Regions from separate parts of the Homo sapiens genome. Here region 2 is linked to region 1. The links are chromatin loops, found by intact Hi-C in ENCODE. Cell type or tissue: Calu3. All regions are shown on one strand. Links, peaks and the distances in the headings refer to the core of each region. The heading gives the core; the rest is flanking DNA.

The links. Hi-C counts contacts between places; a loop is a spot of excess contacts. Peaks named below come from ENCODE experiments on the same cell type or tissue, not always from the same donor. Only the 100,000 strongest peaks of a DNase experiment are listed, where the experiment ranks them.
Region 2: it touches region 1 in a loop (15-fold over the local background); 16 of 110 quality-filtered maps call a loop at or near these places.

What each region holds. Positions count from the first base shown.
Region 1 is chr6:118,260,478-118,268,820 of GRCh38, reverse strand. SLC35F1 (solute carrier family 35 member F1) reads right to left here. Exons shown (of 8, transcript NM_001029858.4): 4 at 1,667-1,826. Among named protein-coding and RNA genes, the nearest start is that of PLN, 280 kb to the left of the region's middle. In Calu3, for the core only: no CTCF peak of the experiment used is centred there; no DNase peak of the experiment used is centred there.
Region 2 is chr6:117,836,222-117,844,564 of GRCh38, reverse strand. No RefSeq gene overlaps it. Among named protein-coding and RNA genes, the nearest start is that of SLC35F1, 67 kb to the left of the region's middle. In Calu3, for the core only: no CTCF peak of the experiment used is centred there; a DNase peak (open chromatin) is centred at 3,684.

The DNA.
Region 1 (8,343 bases), core at 119-8,118:
CTGGTCAATGTGATGAAACCCCGTTTCTACTAAAAATACAAAAATTAGCTGGGTGTGGTGGCAGGTGCCTGTAATCCCAGCTACTTGGGAGGCTGAGGCAGGGGAATCACTTGAACCCGGGAGGTGGAGGTTGCAGTGAGCTGAAATTACGCCACTGCACTCCAGCCTGGGCAACAGAGCGGGACTCTGTCTCAAAAAAAAAAAAAAAAAAAAAAAAAAATATATATATATATATACATATATATGACTTTAGAACAACTGGCCACATTGTATAAGACAAAAATATTATCTGATTGGTCCAAAAAGATTATTCATATCAACATTACTACATGTATATAGCATAATATTGGCCTTTTCATATGACGTCTATCAATATGTCATGGAACCAGTGTTTCATAGAAGAGAATCTGGGAAACACTGAGGTATTTATTTTCAGATTTCTATTGAAGTGGGGACTGATGGTGTTGTGTAGATGGTGTGGATGTGTGAGGCTGAGGCTGTCTCTCTTTTGTTCTATGTTGTATCTTCAGCTCCCAGCAACATGGGACAGAGAAAGAGGCCTGCCCTGGAGGCCGGGGGCCTTGTGTTCCAGTCTCTGCTTTGTCAGCTCTGTGACTTTGGGCAACTCACTTGGTTTGGATGGATCTTGGTGTTCACATATGTCAATTACAAAGGAGTTGAACAAGGTCCTTTTCAGTTATAAAGTTCTATGGTACAACATACATGACATTGTTTCAGAGACTTAACGTGACCTTGTCTCATAAAGAGAAACGGTCCACTTTTGACTCTTTATCATCTAATTTCCTAGAAGAAGGGGCAATTCCAAGAACTATAGAAAAGTGGGTACTTTCTATCCCATTTCTAATGTTAACAAAGAAGGTCATTTTTTTTCTGTTCCAAAAACCCTTCTGTAGCTAAAATTTTGGTATATTTTAAAGAATTGCAATGCTTTAAAAAGGGTCTTCTGGAAACCACCCTGACTCAGGGCTCCCCCAGCAGATTCACAGCAATTTGATGAGTGAATCATGCAGCTTTACCTTATGGGTTTATAAACTCTAATTGATACCAATAACCCCTCCTCGCAAAGCAAATTAAAAACCATGTGTGAGAAGACTGAACTTAACTCTCCCTCCTAAAATTATGGAGCACTCCTAACTAGTCCTCAAACTTTATTTACTCGTGGGCCTATAAACCAACCTTCACCCAGTAGTTTGAAAGCTCAGTCTTTCTCTGGCTTGACAGAGAAAGGTTTGGGGTTGGGGAAATGTGTGGAAGGCCCTGTGGCTCAGGAGTGAATTAGCTCATTACCACCAACTCTACCAAGGACCAGGGCTTGGGCCAGGCAGCTGGTTCAGGAACGGACTGACCTCCAAAACATCTTCTTGGTAGGTCATGACTCTCAGTTTTAAACACTGTCTGCATGTTTCTGAATGGATGCAGAAAGGGCATGAAAGCTGTATTTTGCAAACTCATGCACTCAAGAAACATGCATTAAGCACCTCCTGTGTGCCCTGTTTCAGGTGTGGGGAACAGACATGAACAGGACACAGATAGTGGGAAATCCAGGTTCCTAAGGTCCTTGTTTTCACCCAACTATGAACATTCCATTTCTTGCCTTGGCCTCACCCGCAGAGGTAAGGAACCTGGTGAACATCCGAAGACTCACCTGCTCCCTGATGTCTTCCCACAAGCACATCTGCTCCCACCATGCAGCCCATTCCCAGGATGCAGACAACGATGCCGATGAAATGCACAGCCTTGTACCGGATCAGCAGGAAGAACCAGGAGAGCAAAATCACGACTGGGATCACAAAACAGTCCAGGAGCTATTGGGAGGGATGAAGGTAAACAACAACAGGAGATTCAGGAGGAAGCATTCCATGTAGTAGGGAAAAGTAATTTAGTTCTGCAGAAAGGGTTCTGCCTTTCCCCTGAACCTGAGATTTTGTGTAGACCCAGACTTGATGTACTTAAAACAGACTCTGAAATAAATGGAAATTAGCTTTATTTATTTACTTAATTGTAAACATCCCCCAAACTTTAAGGGAAAGGGGAGAAGGCAAATTGATAAGACAGGCTGGTGGTGAAGAGTCTCCTGCCTCCAGGTGCTGGGGCAGCTCTGCCTCCTGTCTTCCTCAGGGCCAGGCCATGCTCCATGGGAACATCTTTGGTTCGGGGACAGTACACCCAGCCTTTTTACATTGTCCCCCTATTTTACGAGTAGATCCGGGAATGGGAGATGAGGGTGCAGAGGTCTTATAATGTTTTATGAATTATTAGAAATTAGACAAAAGTTGAATTTAATTTCTCCTGGACAGCTGTCTTCCTGCTACCAGTAAAAATTGATCTGTTCTTGTCATTTCATTCTTAAAATAAAAAAGTGCTCTAAATATAAATACAAATATGAGTCTCAAAAGTAGAAATACTTAAAAGAACTATTAGAAAAAAAATTTTTTAAAGAAAGTTGAATAGAGTATAGCAAAAAAATTTGATTTCATTTTTTATATATTTTGTACAAATAGTGAGATTCCATCTGACATGTAAGTCCAAAGAGTTGATAGAGAATTTGCCCCAATTATGTAGAGAGATAATGTGGTGAAATGAGAAGACCCCTGTGCTAGGAGCCAGAAGACCTGAATTTGAGTACAGATTCTCATTTACAGCTATGTGACCTTGGGCAAATCACAAGCTCAGGAGCCTCAAATTTCTGTTAGTAAAATGAAGATAACAACTTTCCCCAAAGATCAGCATGAACCTCAGAGATACTACATATGAAAGTAATTCTTAAATCACGAGGCCCTCATTGCTGGTCTATAACTCTGCTTTCAAACACACTCTTTGGGCTCCATGGAACTAATTCAGATTCTACCACACTGTGGTAAGACCTCTGGATACACTATCCAAGACAGGGTCTTTCTTAGACAAAGTGATGTCACATAGAACTGCAAGTTCCTTGTACCACATGAGGAACTTATGATTTGTCCAACCATCCAGTATATCTCCTTGCTGGAATTCTAAACAAGTGGCCTCTACCACCCAGCTGCCAGTACAGGGCAGTGATCCTCAATACTCCTTCACTTTCATTGCCTATATCCTATTGATTACCAAATTCTGCCAATTTAATCTTCCAAACATCTCTCAAATCTACTCATGCCACCCTCTCCCACTTCTGCCACCTAGACTGAGCTAACATCCTCTGCTACATGGAACAAGCCTCTCCTTCATGCCCCAGGGCCTTCACTTATGTACACTCCTCCTTCTGGAGGAGCTCCACTGCTTGAACTTCCTCCTCCTTTATCCTTCAGGCCTGCACTTATAATTTGCCTCCTCAGGAAAGCCTCTTAGATCCCCAGGCTAGGTCGAGTCCTGTTTGATGCTTTTGTTGAATGCTGTACTTCTCCTCTGTAGTTCCAATTGTAATAGTACTTAATTAGCACAGGATTATTGGCATCAGAACACTGCAGGGATTAAGAGGAGTATTCAATAAGAGTTATTGAACAAATATATACAAAGATTTTTAATGACCAGAAACATCAAAATAGAGTCTCCAAGATTCACTGAAGGCTGGAAAAGGTTTGCGTATTTGCAAAGCATCCCTGAACATCAGAGTGGCTTCTTGGCACTGCAAATAGCATTGTGAATCCCCTCTATCCCCAAAGCTTTTTGTGACCTGGACAGATGCTCATGTTTCTCTGTGCACTGGTCTTCTCCTCTGCAAAATGAAACAAGCACTCAGAATAGTAAGCTATCCCTGAGGTTGCTGAGATGATAAGGTGAGGAAGGACCACGTGAATGCTAAGTAGCACTGTGATGGCTGGGGGCTGAGCCCAAAGGTCACAGCACTCTTGGAGGGGCTACAGGAAGGAGGTGGTGGCAGGTAGGATTGTACTACAGCACACAGTTGCTCACTGCAGTTAATTAGCAATGTGAGTTAATGATGTGGTAATATGCTCTAAGGTAGGTTTTACAGCTAGCCTCAGATGCTATTTCAGTGTATTAGGAAATTTCAGTTTGTCATTGAAAACTGTTCACTGGGCATAAAACAGTTGGTGTTTTGTGTTAAAAATTAAAAATGATTGAATCAAGTTGAAATATTTAGCTGCACACTACAGAATTAGGGTTTCATTATCTGGCTGGAAGCCCTCAGTCAGTGGAGCTGAAGGCCTCTATTCCTGAATTATTGAGGGCAAGCTAGGCCATGGTCCAATCTTTGAGGAGAGCTGAAGTGAGCTTTTAGGTTCTCAGTGTCATTAGAAAAGCCAAAGCACTTGATGAGTCCTGAGATCTATTCCTCTAATGGTTTGAGTTGGAAAATCCTTATTTGTAAGTGTCAGGTGGTCCTGTGGGTAAGTGCAAACTTTTAGAAAGAAGAGAAGGGAAAGAAGAATATAATCATAATTTTTCTTAAAGAAGGATACAATCAAGCCAGTGTTTCTGGGGCATTTGAGGAGAGAAGCCTGGTGCTTATCATACAATGGGGCCTCAGTAATTGGTGGCTGAATAAATCAATGAATTGTCAGACATATGGTATCACTGACTGTCAGAAGGGACATTAGAGATAATCAAGGTTGCTACTGGCATTTAGGGTGGGACAACTGATTTTGCAAGATTGTCTCATGCTCTCTGCAGGGCAGTTAGCATTGCTGGGCCTTGACCGTTAAACATTCTACACATTTGCAAACGCCCCTGGAGGGCAGTATCTCCTCAGTTTAGAATCACCAAGACCCTTGTATTTAATAGTTGAGGCTTCCTAAGTCCTAAGAGGTGAAATGATGTGCTCAAGGTCACACAAATTGTTAGTATCAGCAGAAGTTATGTCATAATAATTTTTTGGACAATGTTTTAGTGAAGGTCAATGACAGGAATATTTAATTGCTACAGCTGAAGCTCTCACCATGGCATCTGTAACTGTTGAAGAGAAACTGTTTGGCAGCTGCTCTTAGTAAACAGGCTATTCTTTTTTAGTGATTTTTGCCTTCAGCTTTCCCCTCGTGGTCACATAACATAAAACATACTGACAAAATAATTTTTCAACAGTTTTCTCGTAGCTTAATTCCTTGGCTAAGTGGTTGTTAGAGAAGTAGAAAAGAGAAGCATTATAACTGAAACTGTTAAAAAAGAAAACAAACAAACAAACAAACAAAAACTCCTCTTCTGATTGCCATTAATCTTTTCAGTAGATTTAACTTTCTTTGCATACATCTCTGAATCTAAAAAGAAATTATAAAATATCCATATGAAAAAATAAACAAATATTATTTTATAACCATCTTATGCTCTGAAAAATCTCCAAGGACATTAAAAATACTTTAATGGAAAAGTGAAGTGTTTATTACTCTTAGATTTACATAGATTCCTTTTTTCCCCCTAAGGATTTAAACGAATTTTATTCTCCTTATGCCTTGAATCCTTAGGCAACACATGCCAGAGGTGTCTACGATTCTGTTTTCTAATTTTATAGACACGGCCGGGCACAGTGGCTCACACCTGTAATCCCAGCACTTTGGGAGGCTGAGGCGGGAGGATCACTTGAGGTCAGGAGTTCGAGACCAGCCTGGCCAACATGGAGAAACCCTGTCTCTACTAAAATACAAAAATTAGCCAGGCATGATGGCGCATGCCTGTAATTCCAGCTACTTGGGAGGCCGAGGCAGGAGAATCGCTTGAACCTGAGAGGCAGAGGTTGCAAGAAGCTGAGATTGTACCACTGCACTCCATCCTGGGCAACAGAGTGAGATTCTGTCTCAAAACAAAACAAAACAGAACAAAACAAACAAAAAGATAGAGACATGGAGGCACACAGTACACAATGGCTGGAGAAAAGTCTCTGAAGTCATGGTGATAGCAACAGGATTACAATTTGAACCTTGTAGTTTTTTTTTAAATTCATTTTCTAAATAGAGATGGGGTCTCATTATATTGCCCAGGCTCGCCTCAATCTCCTGGGCTCAAGCAATCCTCCTGCCTCAGTCTCCCAAACTGCTGGGATTACAGGCCTGAGCCACAGCGCCCAGCTTGAACCCTGTAGTTTTAAACAACATTTACAGTTGGTTGCATTAAGTTTGCACTTACAGTTTGTAAAAACGATTATGTTATTTTTATGGTAGACAAAGTAAATCTTCACAACAGCCCTTTAAGGGAGTTATGACTGTATCTACTCTATAAATAAGGGAACTGATGGTCTAAGAGAAAAGCAAATTAGTATTAGAACTGGGGCTAAAACACTAGCGTCTGGACTGCTAGATCGGAGTTCAAGTGCAGCTTCCAAAAGTTATTTAAATAAAAAAGGTTCATGCTGACATTACTTTTAAGACAACAGAAGACAGTCAACATTAAGTAGCACTAAAATTTTAAAAATATGTATATGTACAGGAAGATTGAAGCGTCATTTAATTTCCCCTCTTTCTCCCTACCTCTTTTTCTTTTCCACTCCAGCTGATCTCTGACCATCTTATCACTGTGCCTTTCTCTGTGGCCTTTAATCACATTTGGTTATGCCCTCTCCTGCACACACGCATCCCATCCCTTCCTTCCTGCCAAAATCTACTCGAGCTTCTCTTTGGACTTCTGTGGATGCTCCCTTCCTTTGCCAGCACTCCGCAGACCCCTTAACCTGGCTTTAGACACCCACACTTCCGAAAGTGTGCTCATCATGATGCGCGCAGCCCCCTCAAACACGGTCATGAAGCTGTCCCAGTAGTGGACAGTCTCATGAAGATGGAACATTTTCTGAGTGTCTGTGAGATCTGCCTTCAGGCTGCAAACCCTCTTTACAGCTGGTGTGTCTCCCCAATTGTATCCCGGTTTTACAGAATATTTTACAAGTCTTTGGTCCACAAGAGTTCACAACTCTAAGTCTGGGATGCAGGGAGAGGCACAGGCTGTGGAGCAGTAACATGGGATGGGGATTAGGGGGCTGTCTCCCCTTAGCAATGCTACCAGGGGCTTCGGGCAACTGCTGGCACATCCCAGCCCCAGAGGGGTGGGATAGAGGGAGTTAGGAAAAGCAGAGAGAGGAAGTCCTCTGGGTCATCGGTGCTTCTGCCTCACCCCTGCCAAGTGGGTGGCCAGCTGCTACAGCCCCCCTCCCTTCAATATCCAAGGGAACCTCACTCTCTTCTCTGTTTCTCTGGCTCTTTCCTGCAAAACCCCCTTGGAAGTCATGAGAGTTCAAGAATTAAAGGAGAGATAAAGCCAGAAAAAGTTTATTCTTCATTCAGCTGACATTTATTGAGCGTTTACCAAAGCCCAAAGCCCCAGCCCCTGTGTGCGTTCACGTGGGCCCTAAATCCTGCTGACCTGCATTCTGTTACTCTGACACTGTGCACTTTAATTTAAATTTTCTACAAAGAAAATGTGTTGACTATTATGCTTGTGTATGCATATGTATATATGCATATTTGTATATAGTGTTGTTCTGAATAATTTTGAGCCAGCCCAAATCCAAGAAGAGGAGATAGTTGGCCATTTTGCAGTAAGCATATTTTTATGGCCTAAGTCTCATGAAATGGAATTCCTTCATCAGTCAGCACCAGGGAAGGCCTCTGGATGTTTCAGGAGAGAATCCAAGGCCAAGTATGATATTGACTGGATACTAAGGTATCACACCACAGGTGAGGCTGTTGGGCTTCGTGTGGTTATAAGACATGCCATGGGGACAGAATTTATATTATTTTCTTTGTTTAATCACTTTGCATCAATTTTGAGAGTCATGTAGTACAATTGCATTTATCACAACCATATAACTTTATAAGAGTGATTGTGCAATGGAATCTGTGTAGGTCAAAAATATTGCATCATCACCATCATTCAAGTGCCAGTTGGCCTCATCCAGTCAAGTGAACAGAGTAACTTCAGAGTTTTATAAATTCAGTTATAATCACAAAGACATTAGAGAGACAGACACAAGTCAATTAAATACATTCACAGACAAAGGCGTAGATACACACAACTAATATTACAGGGATAAAATTCATATTTTGTAGAAGAAATAGGTTAAATGAAATTAGCGGAATGGTAGTGAGGAAGTCATGAGAACTGCAGAATTAGAGGAAGAATAAAGCCAGGAAAAGTTTATTCTTTCATTCAGCTAACATTTACTGGGCATTTACCAAATCCCAGGTTTTGAGTGGAGACAGTGAAGGCATATATAGATGAACAAGATATCCTTTCTTTCTTCCCTCAGGAAATTCATAACACCATAAGGAAACACTACATTCATTTATTTAATAATTTTTTGTTGTGTGACTGCTTTATATGGGCATAGCCAGGCTTTGTGATAAGGTAGATAAAACTGTCCCTGCACTCCAGGGACTCCCAGTTTAGGATAAAGACACCCAAAAG
Region 2 (8,343 bases), core at 109-8,108, 420 kb after region 1:
AATTACAATAGCTTTGTAGTAGTTTGAAATCAGGTAGTATGATACCACCAGCTTTGTTCTTTTTGCTCATGATTGCCTTGGCTATTCAGAGTTTTTTGTGGTTTCATATTATTGTTTTTTTCCATTTTCAATTTTATTGAAATTTCGATGGGAATTGCATTAAATCTGTAGATTGATTTGGGTAATATGAACTTTTGTTTTGTTTTGTTTTTTACTTGTAGAAGAAATTTAATGCCCATGCGTGCAATGCATGTACCATGCAGACAACAGGAAATTCTGGTATAATCAACACTCACAAAATAAGTTCATATACCCATTTTAAAAATCGAGCTCAATTCGTAGAAAACCTTTAGATTCATGCTAAAATTGGGCAGGACAAACAGAGGTCCCCCATATCCTCTGCCCCCTTAGATGCATAGTTCCTTTCACTAACAACTTTCTGTCATAGAGTGGTACGTTCGCTGCAATCATTCAACCTACAATGACACATCACTCTCATGATGAGACCACATAGCTCTCCTTAGCATTCACTTGGGTGTTGTAAATTCTATGGACTGGAGCAATGGCATAGTTACATGTATCTGCTATTATTCTATCATATGGAATAGTTTCAGTTCAGTACCAATGCACTGTGTCCTATCTCTGCACTGTTTCTTCATCCTCAGTGCCTTGCAACCACTCAACTATTGATTTATTTATATTTAAAATAGACACATCTTACTGTATATAATATGAACATTTAAGCAATATTAATTTTTCCAATTCATGAACACAGGATATCTTTCCATTTATTTGTGTGTTCTATTTCTTTCTTCAACATTTTCTAGTTTTCAGTGTACTGGTCTTTCATCTCCTTGGCTAAATGTATTTATAAGTATTATTTTTTATAGCTATTATGAAATGAAATTTTTTATTTTGGGGGAAATAATTTATTCTTAGTATATAGAAACACTACTGATTTATGTGTGTTAATTTTGTATCCTGCAACTTTACTGTATTTGTTTGATAGTTCTGTTTTTTGGTGGAGTCTTTAGGGTTTATTACATATAAGATCATCTCATCAGGAAACACTGACAATTTCAATTCTTTTTTTCCTATTTAGGTGCCCTTTATTTCTCCTTCTTGCCTAATTGCTCTGACAAGGATTTCCAATACTATGTTGAATAAAAGTGTCAAGGCTGGACATCTTGTCTGGTTCCAGATCTCAGAGCAAGGGCTTTCAAATTTCACCATTGAGTATAATAATAGTTGTGAGCTTCACATATATGGCCTTTATTGTGTTGAAATACATTCCCTCTACACCTACTTTAGTGAGAGTTTTTATTGTGAAAGGATATTGAATTTGTCAAATGTTTTTTCTGCATCTAATAAGATGATCATATGTTTTTGTCTTTCATTCTGTTAATATGATGTATAACTTTTATTGATTTGCATAAATTGAACCATACTTACATCACAAGGATAAATCCCACTTGATTATGGTGAATGATCCTTTTAATGTGTTGTTAAATTTGGTTTGCTAGTATTTTGTTGAAGATTTTTACAACTATGTTCATCAAAGATATTAGCCTGTAATCTTTTCTTATAATGTCCTTGCCCAGCCTTGCTATCAGGAAAATGCTGGCCTTGTAAAAAGTTTAGAAGTATTTCTGCCTCTTCATTTTTTTGAAGAGTTTCAGAAGGATCGGTATTAGTTCTTCAAATGTTTGGTAGAATTCAGATTGGTAACCATCAGGTCTTAAGGTTTTTATTATAGGAGACTTTTTAATTACTGATTAAATCTCAATACCCATTACTGATTACTTATTAAATCTCAATACCCATTATTGGTCTTTTCAGATTGTCCATTTCTTCATGATGATTCAGTCTTGGTAGGTTGCATGGCAATGGCAAAAACCGCAATTACTTTTGCACTAACCTAAATATATGTGAAGAAATTTGTCAATTTCTTCTAGTTTATCCAATTTGTTGTATAATTGGTCATAGTAGTCTCTTGTGATCCTTTGTATTTCTGTGATATTAGTTGCAATGGCTCCTCTTTTGTTTCTGACTTTATTTATTTGAATCATCTCTTTTTCTTATTCTAGCTAAAGACTTGTGGATTTTATCATTTAAAATCACTAACTCTTAAGTTTTGTTGATCTTTTGTATGGTTTTTTTTTCTAGTCTTTATTTTATTTATTTTATTTTAATAATAAAAATCTACTCTGATTTTTATTATTTCCTTCCTTCTGCTAACTTTGGGCTTAGTTTGTTCTTTTTCTAGTTCAGTGAGGAGTAATGTTGTTTATTTTAGATGTTTTGTTTATTTTTGATGTAGGTGTTTATTGCTGTAAACTTTCCTTTGAGAACTGATTGTGTTGTATCCCATAAGTTTTGGTATATTGTGTTTTCATTTTCATTTATCTAAAGATATTTTTAAATTTTCTTTTAAATTTCTTTATTGACCCATTGGTTGTTCAGGAACATGTTTAAATTCCATGTATTTGCAAATTTTCTAAAATTCCTCCTGTTATTGATTTCTAGTTTCAATTCATTATAGTTGGAAAAGATACTTGATATTATTTCATCCACCTTAAATTTGCTAAGGCATATTTTGTGATCTAACATATGACCTATCTGTGTGTGCACTTGAGAAGAATATATATTCTGCTGTTGTTGAATGGAATGTCTTGTATTTGTCTGTTGGTTTCACTTGGCCTATAGTGTTGTTCAAGTCCAGTATTGTCTCATTGGTTTTATGTCTGAATGACCTGCCCATTGTTGAAAGTGGGATATTGAAGTTCCTTATTATTATTGTATTGCAAGCTATCTCTCCCCTCATATTCTTTAATACTTGTTTTATATATTTAGGTGCTTCTATGTTTGGTGCTATATATATATATATATATATATTCACAATTGTTATATCTCTTGATTAATTGCTTCTTTATAATTACATAAGTTCTTTGTCTCTTTTCACAGTTTTTGACTTAAAGTCTATTTTGTGTGATATTAGTGTAGCTATCCTTGCTCTCTTTTGGTTTTTATTTGTAGGGAACATCTTTTTCAATCCCTTCACTTTCAATCTATGTGTATCCTTAAAAGTAAGGTGAGTCTCTGCTAGGTTGTATATGTAAAGTTTTGGCTTTTTGATGGGGATCCCATAATTCCCATAAGATTTCTTTATTCTTTTTCATTCTTCTTTTTGTTTTTCATTTCAAATGTTCTGTCTTTGAGTTCATTGATTCTTTCTTCCACTTTATCAAGTCTAATGTTGAAACTTTCTATTGAATTTTTAAATTTAGTAATGATATTCTTTATCTCTAGGATTTCTATTTGGTTTTTTATTGTTTTCATTTTTGTCACACTTCTTAATTTGTTCATGTATTATTTTCCAGATTTTATTTAATTTACTATCCATGTATTCTTTGAAGTAACTGAAATGCTTTGAGATTAATCTGAATTCTTTATCAGTCATTTCATAGATCTCCATTTCTTTTTCCTTCTTTTTTTGAGTAGCAAATACTGTAATTTTATTCTATTTTTTAGATTTCAACTATTATTTATTTCCTTAGGGTGCATTACTGGAGCTTTATTGGTTTCTATTGGATGTATTATGATTCTCTAATTTTTTGTAATCCTTGTGTCCTTGCATTATTCTCTACATTTTTAAGGAAACAGCCCCCTCTTCTGGCCATTACTTGTGTTCTTTGACAGGGATAGATCTTTGATATTTAATCTAGCTTGTGATTCTTGAAGGGCCGGTGAGGTGATAATAAATCCAGACAAGGAGAGCTTGTTGTGAGTTCTCTAGTTGGCTGGGCTGCCGTCTTTCCTCTGATGTCAGGTGGGCTGCTGGCTTACCTCCACTGTCTGGCAAGATCACTGGCTGGATTCTGCTATTGGTCAGAGCTGCTGGCTGTGGACTGCAATGGCTTGTGGTCTCATAAATCACAGAATGCATTCCCTGGCCAAACAATTTTGCTATTTGTGGTCTGCAGTTAGGCAAGACTGAAGTTGGTCTCTGAAGTTAGGCATAGTTTCTGCTGAGGATGGGCAAGACCAGAGGTTATACTTCTTAGAAATGCATGATTGAGGATTGACTCCTTGTCAGGGTGGAGCCATGGTATGGACATTTCACTGAGTTGAGACACTGTGACCTCCTGGGTCAAGCAGGTCCAGTCCCTATGATTCTCTGAAATGGGCAGAGGCAGGCACCTTCCTGTCTGGATGGGGTCATTGAGCAGGATTTTTGGCTGAGTAGAGCTACTGCTTGACTGCCCAGGGCAATCAGATCTAGCTTCTGTTCTTTGAAATGGGCAGAGGTGGGTGTCTCGACCTGGGCAAGGTTATTTTTGTGGACTCTGACACTGGGTATGGAGACTAACCATCTAGGGACTCAGGCTAGGTTTAACCTTCCTCCATGCTTCCAAAGGTGATCAGATCAGTTTTGCAGGTGGGCTATAAGGTTTGCTGGTATCTCTGACTGAGCACCGTAACTGGCAGGAACACAGACCTACCACCAAGATTTTAGTGCTAGTCACCATGACCTCTGCCTTCTTTCTTTCTACCTGACTCCAGGCATTATAGCTAAGTCATTGGTCCCAATGTTTCCTGTGAGGTGAGACCAGAGTGAGCATCCTGAGAAGTGTGTTGGGAAGCTAGAGAAACTTGATAACTTCAACTCCCTTTTCCCCCTGTAGACACTGTGGGCTCATGGAAATCCTCTTTCTCTAGTATTGTGCCAAATTGGTGGGTGGATGTGTATGTGGTTGAAGTGAGACCACTCTTCTTACCTTTGTAATTCAGTTTTCATTCAGTACTATGGGACATGCAAGTATCTTGGGCCTGTTTCCAAGTGGAGTTTTCAAAGAGATGTTCTGTTCTTTGGATACCTGCTAGTGATATTTACATGGAGGCAGTGGGAGTGAAGGCTGAAACTTTCTATTCTGCCATCTTGCTGACATTCTGTAGTGTGCAGAAAATTCCTGATGTTCTGTTTCAAACAAATGCTTGAGTCAGAAAAAGTTGTTTTGACAGGATATTTTAAAAATTAATTATTATTTCTGTGGCTTCAAAACTGCTCCAGAAACCCTGAAAGCACCCCCAGACTGAAATCACTGAGCATATAAACAATGGTGACAATCAGCCCAAAGGCCACCCCAACATGGTTTAAGAATGAAACTCGGGTAAACAGTCATATTTCTTCTCAGTTTTGGGGAAAATAAGAAAAAAAAATTTCATTTCACCTCCAAGATCAGATTCCAACTGTTAACAGTATCTCTAGACATTAAAATTTAAAAACCATAGGCTCAAAAATGAATCATAGGTAATTGCTTTGTGCCTCTACTTACGCTTTTTTAAAAAAAATTTATACGTTATATATTTATATATTTTTTCCTATAAAGTTGACAACTTGCTTATTTAGGTCTGATATAAAGAAAATCAAACTTCATATCACTAATGCAATAGAGTGAAAAGGTAGAAAGGTGTATCCATTTTATTTCAGATGTGTTATATGATACCAAGATCTCCTATCTATGGTATAATATATGCACTAAGATGTATATGCACTAAGATGTAGTTTCTCAAGATCTTGAAAAATATTGTTAAATGCTTCATTAGAAATTGCTTTCATGTTTCGTGTGTCTGCGTAAGTCAGTGGTTCTCAGTGGGGGTAATTTTGCCCCAAAGGGGACATTTGCCAGTGTGGAGATGTTTTTTATTGTTACAACTTGAGAAGCTTTGTGCTGTTGGCATCTGGTGTACAGAGGCCAAGAATGCTATTAAACATCTCACAATGCACAGGACAGCTCCCCACAACAAAGAATTACCCCATCCAAAATGTCAATAGTGTGGAAGACTTTGGGAGGCCGAGGCGGGCGGATCATGAGGTGAGATCTAGACCATGCTGGCTAACACGGTGAAACCCCGTCTCTACTAAAAATACAAAAAATTAGCCAGGCGTGGTGGCAGGCGCCTGTAGTCCCAGCTACTGGGGAGGCTGAGGTGGGAGAATGGCATGAACCTGGGAGGCAGAGCTTGCAGTGAGCCAAGATTGTGCCACTGCACTCCAGCCTGGGCGACAGAGCGAGACTCCATCTCAAAAAAAAAAAAAAAAAAAAGGTACAATGGAGTTTAAAAATTCCTATGGTATAGTGACATCATAGCTGTAGTAACACCATGGTGCAATGCATTACTCACATAGGAGCAACAGGCGATATATACAGTCTAGGTGTATAGAAGGCTATACCACCTCGGTTTGTATAAGTTCACCCTCAAGATGTTTTCACAATGATGAAATCATCTAGCACATTTCTCAAAATATATCCCTGTCATTAATTGATGCATTACTATAATTGATCAAATCTTCTATTGTTTGTGAAAATAACTGCAGACAACAGAATCCCCTCTAGCTGGCTTATGAAGAACAAGTTTTTTTTAAAAAAAATTACGTAGTTCACAGGTATCTTGGAGTATCTAAGTATTGGGTCTGATTATCCAACCAGGAATAGAGCAGCCAAGAGAAAAATCAAAAGACACTACTGTATCCAAATGTAAAACACAACTGTGCTCCCCACCCCAATACTTGTGACACCAAGTCAGAAGCTTCACTATCACTTCAGATGGGCACCTCTGACATCATTTTTGCCAGTAGATACACTCTTTCTTGGTACAGCCACCACCTATGTTTCTCATTGCTATCTGCAAATCAAGTATAGGTGGGTCAGTCTAGTAAAAAAATAGATTGCTTGCAGTACCTTGGCTGCTAGGGAGTGGGATATCATATTTTTTAGCTTTTCAGTCTTTATAGTTCTAGAAATTAAGTTAAAGGGGATTGGAATGGGAGCTGGATGAGCCAAATTATAGTCTGCAATAGTCATGGAGCTCACATTCCAATAAATCAATTAAGATTAGGGTCAGCTGCATAGAACAAAAACTAAACTAAATTACAATATCTTGTAAACTAAAAGACGTCTGTCTCTTACATAAAAGAAGTCTGAAAATGTGAAAGATTGCAAAAATAGCACCTATTCTTCACTGCTGCCTATATCACCCCCTTTGTCATGTAAATTGAAGTTTCTCTCACTGAAGAGGTGGGATGTATTTCCTTGAATCTAATCCTGTCTTGTGACTTGCTTTGGCCAATAGAATGAGGCAGAAGTGCTGGTATTCAAGTTCCAAGCCTAAACCTTAAGATGTCGTGCTGTTTCTGCTGGCTCATTTGTGGTTTTATCATTACCATGACAGGGTTGTGCCCAGCTGGTCTGCTGAAGGACGAAAGGCACATAGAGCAGGGCTGAGTTATACCAGTTACTCTATTTGAACCCAGCTTAGATGAGCCAACTCCCAATTGGCCTCCAGGAAGCATGAGGGAGGCTAGCTTCTGATCAGCTAAATCTCATATATGTGTGAAAAATACTTATTTTTATGAACCTTTCTTACTCAGTATTATTGCAGCACTGGATAACTGATACAGGAACAAAGCAGTCTGAGGCAAATATGAAAGCTCAGAAGCGTGAGGGACCCAAATGCTGGATATTTTGTAGCTCTGCATCCTCAATGTACAGCTTCTATTTCATAGTTCAATGTGGTTGCTTAACCATCACATCTAAATCCCAGCCAGCAGGGAAAAAAGGAGGTGTGAAGAAAGGAACAAATGCTCTTTTTAAGGAAACTTGCTGGAAGTTTTATGTAGGAACCTAGTTATAGTCACATCAGCAGCAAAGAATGAGGATTGGAAAATGTAGGCTTTATTCCTATTTCCTGTGCCCAGATACATACTGGGGCCTCTAACACTAAAGAAGAAGGGGAGGACAGATACTGGGGGACAATTGGAAGCTACATTTGCCAGTAAAACATACTGACAGATAAAAGTTTGCTGTTTCCCTCACTTTTGTTCATATATAGGGCTCTTACCAAATGAAAGCAGTTTTCTGAATTTAAGATACATTTCTTTCTGGATATATTGCTAAATTATAATAATAATTAAAGAAATATTGATATTCATAAATCCAAAATATAATTTTTTTGTATAGCATTTTACTGCTATGCAATTCTGCTTTTTGCTACAGGGATAAAGACTTTTTTGGTAATAGGCCAAAAGAGAGTGTTCCACTGTCTAAATAATTCAGCCAGTGTTAGCAAGTGTTAGAACAGAGAAGCATTTGTTTTTGTCTTAAGTGGTCATCAAGTACAATAACAGACTCCATCTGGGATGAAAGACTAGATTTTTTTTAACTGACACATAATAATTATATACATTTATGAGGTACATAATGATAACTCCTTTTTCTACATTTTTATTGATATATAATAGATGTACATATTTGGGGGTAAATATGATATTTTGATATATTC